Linked DNA regions of Homo sapiens: region 2 is linked to region 1. Evidence: chromatin contacts called from ENCODE Hi-C data. All regions are on one chromosome and are shown on one strand. Each heading gives the region's core, a stretch centred on a gene start or an enhancer-like site at or near the end of the contact. The rest is flanking DNA. Distances are from core to core; before and after follow the strand shown. Region 1 holds the start of ESF1 (ESF1 nucleolar pre-rRNA processing protein). Region 2 overlaps DZANK1 (double zinc ribbon and ankyrin repeat domains 1).

Evidence for each region. Hi-C counts contacts between places; a loop is a spot of excess contacts on that map. Pooled maps may share reads with other maps.
Region 2: a loop to region 1 is called in a pooled map, with 3 times the contacts of the local background. The contact joins the enhancer-like site here to the promoter of ESF1 in region 1. A Hi-C loop is called at or near these places in 2 of 50 pooled maps.

What each region holds. Positions count from the first base shown.
Region 1 is chr20:13,780,267-13,786,195 of GRCh38, forward strand. It overlaps ESF1 (ESF1 nucleolar pre-rRNA processing protein), which reads right to left and starts at 4,653. Exons shown (of 14, transcript NM_001276380.2): 1 at 4,614-4,653; 2 at 2,238-2,917. The coding sequence starts at 2,874. NDUFAF5 (NADH:ubiquinone oxidoreductase complex assembly factor 5) reads left to right here and starts at 4,762. Exons shown (of 11, transcript NM_024120.5): 1 at 4,762-5,024. The coding sequence starts at 4,803. RefSeq lists enhancers at 4,698-4,987, 4,983-5,672.
Region 2 is chr20:18,410,542-18,416,786 of GRCh38, forward strand. DZANK1 (double zinc ribbon and ankyrin repeat domains 1) reads right to left here. Exons shown (of 21, transcript NM_001367614.1): 11 at 4,786-4,908; 12 at 3,807-3,971; 13 at 2,105-2,312. Among named protein-coding and RNA genes, the nearest start is that of LINC00851, 35 kb to the left of the region's middle. RefSeq lists an enhancer at 2,041-2,090 and a silencer at 2,961-3,010. Within about 2 kb of position 1,915, at least 4 of the 41 ENCODE cell types and tissues checked have a DNase peak (open chromatin) inside an H3K27ac peak, as active enhancers do.

The DNA of each region.
Region 1 (5,929 bases), core at 3,403-5,902:
GAGAAAAGATATGTAAAAAAGTCTGTAAAATCAATCTAAAGGATTATATAGCTATGTTATATTAATTCAGTGCCCCAAATGAAGTGGATGCTAGACTAACTTACCTCACTAATTCAGTGTCAAATCAACTTTGCTGCCGGTCCCACTCCAATCTTATTCTTCAATTTTAGTAACCGGATTCCTATCCTTTCTTCCCACACCTCAAGAGGTCTGCTGCCTGGTTCCACTACAAATGTAAAATGGGATACCACCACTGACTCCCTAGTCCTTGCTATCCAGAATTCACTCCACTGCCTGATACCTTCTACCCTCACAGTGTGATCTCTGCTTATCAAGACCTCTTGGCCTATCAAAACCTCTTGGCCTATCAAGAACTCTTGGGCTATCAAGACCTCTTGGCCTATCAAGACCTCTCGGCCTATCAAGACCCCTCCTTGGATCCTGTAATCACAGGTCTGGCTCATGTGAACTACTACTGGTTTTCAGTTACATCTTCAACTATCAGCAACATCAACACTCAAAATTGCTTGCTGCTGGAGGTGACAAAAAATTTTAATTAGTAAACACGTAATGCAAACTAGAGCCAGCTGTCTCTCACCTAGTTCCAAACAATCATTTCTCGCTGCTACTCATTTTGGCCCTTCAAGACCTTATTATCTAATCAAACGGGACTACTGACCTCTTCTGAACATGCCCAATCACATCTTTGCTCAAAAAGTTCTTTCCATGTAGCACACTCTGGTCCTCAAACTTAAATTTTTCCACACCCCAAAGTAGTGCGTCCCCTATGAATTTTTCTGATTACCACATCTTGAGTGACTTCTTCCTCCAGATTTCCATGGCTTTCTGCTAAACATCTTTTACGGCACTTACTATTATTGCATTTTGTATTATGGTTCTGACTTTCTTCTACTTTAGATCTATATTGTCCAATATGGTAGCCAGTAGTCACATGTGGTAACGGAGCACTTGAAATGCGTTTTGTCTAACTTGACATTAATATGAAAATAGTATTAGTATGAAATGAGTAGAAAATGGGATGTAAAATATACATTGACTTTTATATTGATTACATATTGAAATAATTTTGATATATTGGGTTACATAAAATATATTATTTAAAATAATTTTACCTGTTTCATCTTACTTTTTAATGTGGTTACTAGAAAATCCAAAATTATGTATTTCTACTAGACAATGTTGCTTTAGACAGGGGCCACTGCACAAAGTTTAGCAGGCTGTTATCCGCACAGGGGCATTTATAAAAGGACAAGAAGGGCTAAAATCAAGGCCATCCTACACTCACCAAGCCATGCACTCTGGAGGGGGCTGTGTCTGCTCAGGGGCAAAAAATCTGTTGCTTCAAAGGCGCCATCTCTTCACCAAAGTGTGACCCCTGGGAGCTCTGTGTGTCCAGAGAGCATGCCTTTTTCTAATTTGCATAAAGGCATCATATAAGCTAGCGACAGCCCTGAGATGGGTGACGACGCCTTACTCATATTCTGCCTGCCACATACTAGTGGCAAAGCAACTGAACAAATTAATGAATGAGTACTCAACTCTACTTACCCTCTTATTTTATTTTTGAGACGGAGTCCTACTTACCCTATTTATTTTATTTTACTTTTGAGACAGAGTCTCGCTCTGTCAGCCAGTCTGGAGTGCAGTGGTGCAATCTCAGCTTATTGCAACCTCCACCTCCCAGGTTCAAGCAATTCTCCTGCCTCAGCCTCCCGAATAGCTGGGACTACAGGTGTGCGCCACCATGCCTGGCTATTTTTTTTTATTTTTAGTAGAGATGGGGTTTCACCATGTTGGCCAGGCTGGTCTTGAACTCCTGACCTCAAGTGATCTGCCCGCCTTGGCCTGCCAAAGTGCTGGGATTACAGGCGTGAGCCACCATGTCCGGCCTACTTACCCTCTTTAGACACATCTCTTCTTATCATGTGATGACATATAACACTTTATCTGGTTAGAGAATATAGTTCTCATTAGGGCTCACCACTAATCAAAATCACTGTTTAACTTCAAGATTCAAATTTTCATGTCTGTCTTCTAGCACCACATCAAAAATTAATAATCACTGCATATTTCTTTTATAGCTTTGTATTTCCAGATAAGCATTTGACCATTCCATAATACTATGAAAATACTTATTAATGTGTTTACATTTTTGAAAGATCAGTATAAAAATAAATAATGTAACACCCAAGAATCTCTAATTTTTTCCAACCTACCTGATTGCATTTCTCTTCTTGTCTTAGAACACTCGATTCTGGGAGATTTCACAATTTCAGAGGTGCCTGAGTCTAATGTCCTTTGTTTTTCTTCGAGAGAAGAGTCTGTAGTATGTTGAACAATGTTTTTTTTCTCTTTCTTATTTTTTTGTGTAAATTCTTTGCTATCCTTCTTCGGACTTATGTTTGAATCTATCTTAAATTTACATGAGGTTTTCATTTTTTTAATTCCTATAGAATTATCTAAATCAGTTTTATTTTCAGAACCCTTGTGATTAGCCTTCTTGGTTTCTTTCTTTTTCTCAACTAGATTTTTTGAATCGATTTCTTTTTTAGTCTGGGTTTTTTTCTTCTTTATTTTCTTTTGACTCAATGCTTTGCTATCTTCACCAGAGAGATTGGAATCAGAATCTGAAAGGTCGTAAAAACGCTTCAAATCCTCTGTAGTGCTATGGCTAATGGGGCGCCCTCTTTTATCCACGGCATAGTTCAACTTGAACTTCTTGTCATGAAACATGGCTCGAAATCTCTTGTCAATTTTGACTTTTCGATCCTTTTCTGGCATTTCCCAAAATCTCGGGTCCTTTGCAACCCGTCTAAACCGCTGGTCACTCATTATTTCTTGTTTGGATGACATTTTTAATTCTTAATCTCGACCAAATGCTTGAAGAAAACAAATACTGAAAAATAAAACAAATGTTTTAATGGTAATAATGGTTAGTACAATAATTAAATGTTTTAAAACACATTCACAATATATTCTAAGTTAATATATTCTAAGTTAAGTGTACATAAAATAGAGGTAACAAGTCTAATTTCATCTCTCCAACGTATTCTGGGTCACATGCAAAAAAGCAGAAACATACCAAAATATCCTCTTTCCATGACAGATCATTTAGAGAAATAAACTTAAGGTAGACAAAGCAGAATCCCAGGGCTTTATGGAGGGGAACAAATGTTTATTCATCCATTGCTCTCACTTAGAATTTCTATTTGTATACCAGTATGTGTTACTAATTGAAGGCAAATGTAGTTAAGATTCCCTAGGCCGAGTGCGGTGGCTCACCAGCACTTTCGGAGGCCAAGGCGGGCGGATCACTTGAGCCCAGGAGTTCAGGACCAGCCTGGGTAACATGGTGAATCCCCACAAGAAATACAAAAATGAGCCCGGCATGGTGGCGCGCGCCTGTAGTCCCAGCTACTTTGGAGGCTAAGGCAAGAGGATCACTTCCACCCGGGAGGTCTTGGCTAGAGTGAGCCTAACGGCACTACAGCACACCAGCTGGGGCAACAGAGTGAGACCCTGTCTACCAAAAAAAAGTAAGAAAGAAAGATTCCCTAGCCTCCGTTGGCCTCATTTGTTTCTTCACATTCTGGTCTCATTCTGCTTACTCCTTATCTCCGGCTACTGCCAACAAACAGCCTTTAGTTCTGTAAGACTAGCATTCTAACTAAACAGACCAAAATCAACTCAGGTTTAGCTAAGAAAGTTTCCTTTTTAAATTCGATCATCCTTCAAAAGTAATAAAAAGTTTAAAAATAAAAAGTAAATTTGAGTCTCCAGGTAAAGTCTCACACCAGTTAATAAATATCACTTCTTTCTATAATATCTGATTCTACCAGTGATGAAGGCCCAAGTGAGCTCATTCCCCCAAAACATACTAGAACATATACATATGTGTGTATAAATTAATATTGTTCCCTTGTGAAAAGTCTCCAATGGTTTAGCATCTCTGGATGGGAATTTTGCAAAGAGCCAAAAGTCGTTGATTATTAAGCAACCCCCCCCCAAAATGATTAAAAGGGCAATATTTCTTATTTAAAAATCAAGTCCTTTTAATTACACTAACTAGGAAAAAAAAGGAAGCTATCGCTGGTGCATTTACACATTTTTCGATGTATTACAGCACTTAACTCTCTGAGCAATCTTACGAGGTAGGTACCACCTCAACCAGGAGAAGTACTGCATGTATTGTAAATGTTTAGAAGGAAAGCACTCATTATATGTCAGATAATCCGAGAGAGGGGAAGGCGACCGGACCTCACTCCCGACACGCGCCCGCATCCCCGTAGCCCACCCTCCCCTTCTGCCCGCTCTCTAATTCGGAGAACACAGGGCTGGCCCCTGAACTAGGGTCTCCTTTCCACCTCCTGTACCGCAGGGGGGCAGCTAACAGACTGATTCGAGAAGCGACCCTGAAAAGGATCGATGAAGACTGAAGAATGAGACCGAAAAAGGCTCAGGAGGAAGGGGCAAAACCCCTCGCAGATCCGAAAGAGATCCTGTTAGAGACTAGTTTTTTCCCCGCGCCACACACACACACGCCCTCAAGCCCTTCATCTCGAGCTCTTCAACTCCAGTCCATCCCCACTCACCGTCCGCAGTCCTACCAAGCCTCACGTGGGGCTCACACCCACAATCCTCCGCGTGACGCTCCGCCGTAATGGCAAGCGAACTAGGCCAAACTACTTGCACGTTCCCTCGAGAAGATCTTTGGAGTAGACACAAAAGCCGCGCTGGCGCATGCGCACAAAAAGCGCCGGCAATTGGGGTCGCAGCTGGAGATGCTGCGGCCGGCAGGGCTCTGGCGCTTATGTCGGCGACCTTGGGCGGCGAGGGTCCCAGCGGAGAATCTTGGCCGTAGGGAAGTCACCTCTGGTGTCTCTCCCCGCGGTAGCACCTCGCCCAGAACCCTGAATATTTTCGACCGGGATTTGAAAAGGAAACAGAAGAACTGGGCAGCCCGGCAGCCCGAGCCGACCAAATTTGACTACCTGAAGGAGGAGGTGAGCCCGCGGGGCGGCGGGGCGGCGGGGCGGGCGACGCGGAGGCTTGTTTTCCTCTCCGCTAGTTCCGGCTAGGCCCCGAGCTCACCCCACCTAGCCGTCTGACCTTGACCAGCAGCCCTGCCTCTTTCGGCCTCTACTGTAATCACGCAAGGCCTGGCCTCGGATATTTGTAACATGCTTTCATTCATTCATGCATTCATTTCGGCAACGTCCTTGAGGCTGAAAGGACCTTATAGAGGCCTCCAGTGAAGCTCCGGAGAGGGAGAGAGTGGGAGAGAAGGTTAGGAGGACCCAAATCATCAGGGCCTTGCAGGATAGGGACTTGGGGTTTTCTTCTGTATCTGCACTGTCCAGCCAGTATGGTAACTGCCGGCCACACATGTGGCTGTTGAACACTTGAAAGGTGACTAGTCCAATTGAGATGTGTTGTAAAATACACACGAGTATAGTGACTTAGTATGAAAAAAGGATGTAAAATAGCTCATTAAGAGCTTTTATATTGATTACATGTTGCAGTGATTATTTTTGATATATTGGGTCACATGAAATATATTAAATATAAATTTAAATTTTTCAATTAAAATTTCTCTCGTTTTTACTTTTTTTCTTATGTGGCTACTAGAAAATTTGAAATTACATATGTGGCTCTCATGATTTTTGGTCAGCACTGCTCTAGGGGAATGTGAAGCTCTTGTTTTAATCAGTGGAGTGATCTGACTTATGTTTTAGGAAGATCAAATTAAGATTTCTGATTTGTCTTGGCTCGTTTGAGAAACCTTTCTCCCTGCCCAGGTGAGCCAGAGACTGAGGGTTTCTACTTTCAGGACACGCATTCTCAAGTTCAGGCCTCAGTAAATTTTTATTCAGGAGTGGAACAAAGTTGGAGTCAAGTATAATGCAAC
Region 2 (6,245 bases), core at 665-3,164, 4.6 Mb after region 1:
AAAAGCAAAATGATAAGTCCAACTTTATCAATAATAACATTAAATGTAGATGGATGAAACAATCCAATTTAAAAAACAAACAAACAGGGATTGTCAGAATGGACAAAAAACCCTGATTCATGGTGCTGGACACAGGGGCTTATGCCTGTAATCCTAGCACTCTGGAAGGCTAAGGTGGGAGGCTTCCTTGACACCTAGAGTTTGAGACCGGCAACACTGGCAACACAGTGTCACCCCATCTCTACAAAAACGTTTAAAAATTATCCAGGTGTGGTGGCTTGTGCCTGTGCTCCCAGCTACTCAGTAGATTGAGGGAAGAGGATCACTTGAACCCAGGAGGTCAAGGCTGCAGTGTGCCATGATTGTGCCACCGCACTCCAGCCTGGGTGACAAAGTGAGATCCTATCTCAAAAGAAAGAAAGAAAGAAAATGAAGGTACACCAAACTTATGGGACGCAGTGAAAGCAAAGCTCAAACAGAAATTTATAGCAGCAAATGTTCACATTCTGAAGAAAGATCTCAAAATCATCACCCTAATCTTTGACCTTAAACGAGGAAAAGAAGAGCAAAGTCAACTTAAAGTAAGAAGAAAGAAGGAAATCATGATGAGAGTGGAATTTAGTGAAATACAGAATATAAAAATAATAGAAAATCAATAAAACCAAAAGTTGGTTCTTGGAAAAGATCAATGAAATTGATAAACCTTTAGTAAGATTGACCAAAAAAAGTGACATCTCAAGTTACTAGAATTAGAAATGAAATAGGAGATGTTATCACCAACTTTATTGAAATAAAAAAGATTATAAAAGAGTATCACAAACAACTGTATGCTAATAAATTAATCAGATGAAATAGATAAATATCTGGAAAAACACAAACTACCAAAACTGATTCAACAAGAAATAGAAAATCTGAACAGACCTATAAAAAGTAAAGAGTAATCAGAATTGCCCACTAGACAAACATCAGATCCAGATAGCTTCACAGGTAATTTACCAAAATTTAAATAATAGTTAATACCAATTCTTCATAACCACTTCAAAAAAAAAGAAGTGTTTCTATAAGGCTACCATTATCCTGATACCAAAATCAGACAGACAGTAGAAGGAAAGAAGAAAACTGCAGACTAATATCTCTTATAAATATAGACACAAAAGTCTTCAAGAAAATACTAGCAAACTGTCTTAGTCCATTTGTGCTGCTATAAACAAAATACTTGAGACTGGGTAATTTATAAAGAACAGGAATTTATTTCTCACATTCTGGAAGCTAGAAGTCCAAAATAAAGGTCCCTGCAGGTTAGGTGTCTGGGGAGGGCCTGGTCTCTCTGCTTCCAAAATGGTGCCTCGTTGCTGCATCCTCCAAAGGAGGGCAACGTTGTGTCCTCACATGGAGGGAGGGCCAAAGGACAAAAAGGGGCCTTAACTCATTCCCTCCAGCCCTTTCATAAGGCACTGATCTATTCATGAGGGCTCCATCCTCATGATCAATTTCCAAAACGTCCCGCCACTTAATACCACCACAATAGAGATTAAATTTCAAAATGAAATTTGAAGCATGTAGCTGGGACCACAGGCATGCACCACCACAAATGACTGCTTTAAAAAAAAAATTGTAGAGACAGGGTCTCACTTTGTTGGCCAGACTAGACTCAAGAGATCCTCCAGCCTTGGCCTCCCAAAGTGCTGGGATTGCAGGCATGAGTCACCACAACTGGCCCAAATTATAGACTTAAAAATAGTCAAAATGGTGAATTTTATGTTATTTAAATTTTACAATTAAAAAAAGGGATAATGGCAGATAGCAATAGCACTGTGCACTAACAACATGCCGTCACGACAAAAGAAACCCACATGCGCCATGTGACTGAGGAACTAGACTACAGGGCTATGAGCTAAAACATCAGAATACTGAAAGTTTAAGAAGGAGCTTACAGGAAGAGCTTCTTTTTCCAATACAAAGAAAATTACTTGAAAAAGAGGAAAAGAAAGAAACTTACTTCTTACACATACAAATAAATCTAAAAGGAAGAGAAAATGAAATGTTCTTTCACAGAAAGAGTGAATTCCCTCCCGACCAGAAGAAAGGGCATCCTCCCCCTTACCTCTTCCTGGGCTGATGGCTGTCAGGAGGGGTTTATGGTCACTCATTTTCTCCTGCCTCTGCTTTTGAGAGGCTAGTTCCTGTTCCTTTTTTGCTAGCAGCTTGCCAGATGGGTAGAAGAGGCCAACAGTCTGTGTTCCTATGTCCCTCTTAGTCCCAACATCAGATCTGGGCAAAGGAATATTCAGGGACTGCCAGGCACATCGGGGCCATGCGTGAGGCAGAAGACATTTTTAAAATTAGAATATAATTTAATCAATCTTGCATTTTACTTATAGAAAACAACTCTAATCAGAATAAAAAGTATCTCAAGAAAAGTGTACTTGGAACTAATAGGGTTTTCCAGCCTTTGCCTCATCTTCCTTGCTCCTGTCTTTCTCAGCAACTTCCAGCCTGATCCAGGATTAGCCATTTATTATCTAAAAGTCAGCAAATCAAGGGGTGTTTGCCGGCCTGCTTGATGCCTGGAAGATATCTATCCTTTTCAGCTCTGTAATCCAATAGAGCATAGACTTCACTACTAATCCACACTCAGCCACTGGTCACCAACATTTTCTCTAACATACTTTCCTGCATCTAAACCTGGGGACCTGAGAGGACTACCATGAAAGGTTGTGCGTTGCACAACGTCACTGCATTCAAAGTAGTACCATTCATATGGTGAACATCATATATTTGCATATGTATTAGGGTAATTTTTCTAGTAGAGAAACCAGTATATTACAAGCAATTTCCAATAGATGGCAGTCAAGTGTCTTGAGAAAAGAACACCTTTGTTTCATTTGCACAAAGGAATAAGGGCTAGTGGCAGTTTAGGATTTAAATCTTTCAAACTGGGTTAAGAAAGCCATGAACGGCTGGGCATGGTGGCTCATGCCTGTAATCTCAGCACTTTGGGAGGCCACGGTGGGTGGATCACGAGGTAAGGAGTTCGAGATCAGCCCGACCAACATGGTGAAACCCCATCTCTACTAAAAATACAAAAATTAGCCGGGCATGGTGGCACGGGCCTGTAATCCTAGCTACTCAGGAGACTGAGGCAGAAGAATTGCTTGAACCTGGGAGGCAGAGGTTGCAGTGAGCCAAAATTGCACCATTGCACTCCAGCCTGAGCAACACAGCGAGACTCTGTCTCAAAAAAAAAAGGTCATGAACTCCCTAAAACTGCATACAAAGTGCTGAGTGTATCCTCTAATAATGATCAATCTTTAACTTCTTATAATAAAGAGATAAGAAGAAACATGGAAAGTCTTTATCCAGCTTAGAGAAATGTATAAAATTATAAAAATCTAACACAAAGCCAGTTGTTAGAGCTTAAGTACTTCTGAAAATAACCTGGTGAGATTTGTCCTCAAACTATGCCCAGCTGTTATAAATTACAAAAGCAATCTTATATACCCTAAGCTTTCTAAAATATAAAAAAGGGGAAGGAAAAGTTCTCAGAATGCTACATAAGAAATTCAAGAGAAGTGCATTCTGTCTCATGTATTTTAAAGCCACTAAAGTGGCATTATGTCTACGGCCTTGCAAATGCAATTAAAATCTAAATTGACTGCATTTATTTACACACCTAGTTGAAATTCCATGTGAAAGTTCTAAAAGTTTTGGGTCTCTTCCCCGGGTTGATTCACAGGGTGGAGCACACACATTCAGAGTTACAGCCTCTTCCTGGGTACCAGTTCTTACTACAGGGGAGGCCTCACCTCAGAAAAAGGGCGAGGTTCCTCAGCAGCTAGAGCCAGGCTTCTGTCCAAGCTAAGTTTCACTAGGGACTTCACACAAATACCACAGGAGCCACAGAATCGGGCAGACAGGTGATTGCTGGCCCCACATTTAGGGCAAACAGAACAGCCAGCAGGAATGCCGAGCTAGAGGATAGAAAATATCTTGATGAATATTAGAGTTATAATTTCCTCATGTAAATTATTCTCATACCATACAAATTAACATATGCCCAGACTCTCTGACCCAGCCATTCTACCTTCCAGAATTTATCCTACAGATGGACAAGTACAGAAAGAAGTGTACTCCAGGTCAACCCCTAAAACACTGTGGTTTTAAAAGAAATCACTGAAAACAACACACATGTCCAGCAATAGGGATGGTCTAAATATAACACAGTACATACATACAAACAATGGATTATGAAGTCACTGAAAAGAATGAGGAGGTTACTAACAAGACACCTTGCTAGGTGAAAATAATTGGGTCAGTGTTCATAGCACCAGTTTACTTATACATGCATTGAATAGCTGAAAGAACATCTCAAGAACTGGATCTGAGCAATTGCTTCTGAGAGGAGAACTGTGGGACTTAGAGAGAGAGGAGACTAACCCTTCACTCTAAAACTTTTTTGTTATTTGCATGCGATACTTAAATAAATACATAGTCTTGAGTGTTTTATTATAAAGGCAGGCAGACATAATTCATTTTAAAAAATGCCAGTAGTCAATAAACGAGTGAAAAGGTTTAACCTCAAAGAAATGCAAGTCAAAACAGTCATCAGAGATGGCTCTCAGTGTAAGATAATTAATTATCTCTATCTCCAGATTCTTAGGTTATAGGTACCAGTAGCGAAATCACAAGAAGTGATTTCTGCAAGGCCATGGAAGAAGTGCCTGGCTCTCTCCAGGCCAGTGGTGAGGTGCTCAGTATACAGAATCTCAGTTTTAAAATACCCACCATGGCTCCACACCAGCCGCAGAAGGACGCCTCCCAGAGATTCCAGCGACCACATCTGTAGCAGGAAATGGTCCCCCCTTTCTGAGTGGGCGGAGGAGGGGCTTTATCCCCACTGCACATCGACTGGTGAATGAAATGGCATTTAAAGGCAGGATCAGTACTATATTCTCTAATCCCCCTCCCAATTCAAAAAAGATAAAAAATTCCCAGACAAGATGAGCCCCGGAAATAGTGTTTTTTTTGTTTTGTTTTGTTTTGTTTTTTTCCCAAAGGAGTACAGCTATGATGAGTTTCACCAATTAATAAATTAGTACATAGAGCTCACATTCCTTCATGGAGATAACAGAAAGTCAATGAAACTGGTACCTTGCACATCTTAATATTTTTCAATATCTTTAATATCAGGGATAGCAAGCCCTACTGTTGATTTAACAGAACAATATTAATGAAGGAAGAAGAGAGCTAAGCTACCTGAGCGGTCATGATTGAGGCTTATCTTCTATCCTTTGGAGTTTTGGTTTCCATAGAAAAATGTGACTTCATTTCCCATTCTTGACACATGAGAACAATTATTTTATATTGGGGACAGAGGCAGAATTGTTTTGTGAGAATTCCTGGGACTATGTTAGGTAAACCTATATTTGAATCTGTTGCTTCCTCACTATTGCCTGGTAGGAGACTTGCTCACTTCCCAAATGGGAGTGACAGCACAGTGGCTGCTACCTGACCACCCACCATGTGCAGGCTCCATTCCCACACTGCCCTGCACCCTCACGTCAGTCCCACTGTAGACCTGGGAGGTGGGTGCTGTCATTGTCCCCATCTTACAGAGGGAGAGCTTGGGGACACAGAGAGGGTGAGATGCACGATTAGAGCCATCTGACTCTAAAGCCTGGCTTCTCTCCCTGACTCCATACAGCCCCTTCAATACAATAGCTTACTCCCAGGTCTGTAGGGAGTTTCAGACGATTACCCACAGTTAAGTGGATAGGAATGCTTAGCACAGGGCCAAGCTCCACCGGCCAGCTTCCTTCCGGTCCCACCTTCCTTTCCACTAGACCCTGATTTCTTCAGGAGAAAGGACTATAATTTCACTTTTATTCCCCGCACTAGGACAGTCCTGGTACCTTGGCACATGGGAGTCATTCAAAAGGTTTTACTGAGTCAATGAATGACTGATTCAATTGGTAACTGAATGTGTATTACCACATATGCCAGGCACAATACTAAGAACACGCACACCAGGGAAAACATTTGCTAAGGGCACTTTTCCCTAAAGACACACATTTTAGTTCACTCTATCTGCCCAGCTCTATCCCGTTTTGCTTCAGGGACCGCTCTGTTATCTAGAATAGAAACCTACTCAAGAGAGGCCACATCAGCCCCCAGCATTCATAGACACCCGAGAACAGAGGGCCTCTTTGTGTGCGCTTGCCTTCATTTCTGTGCAATTAGAGGGA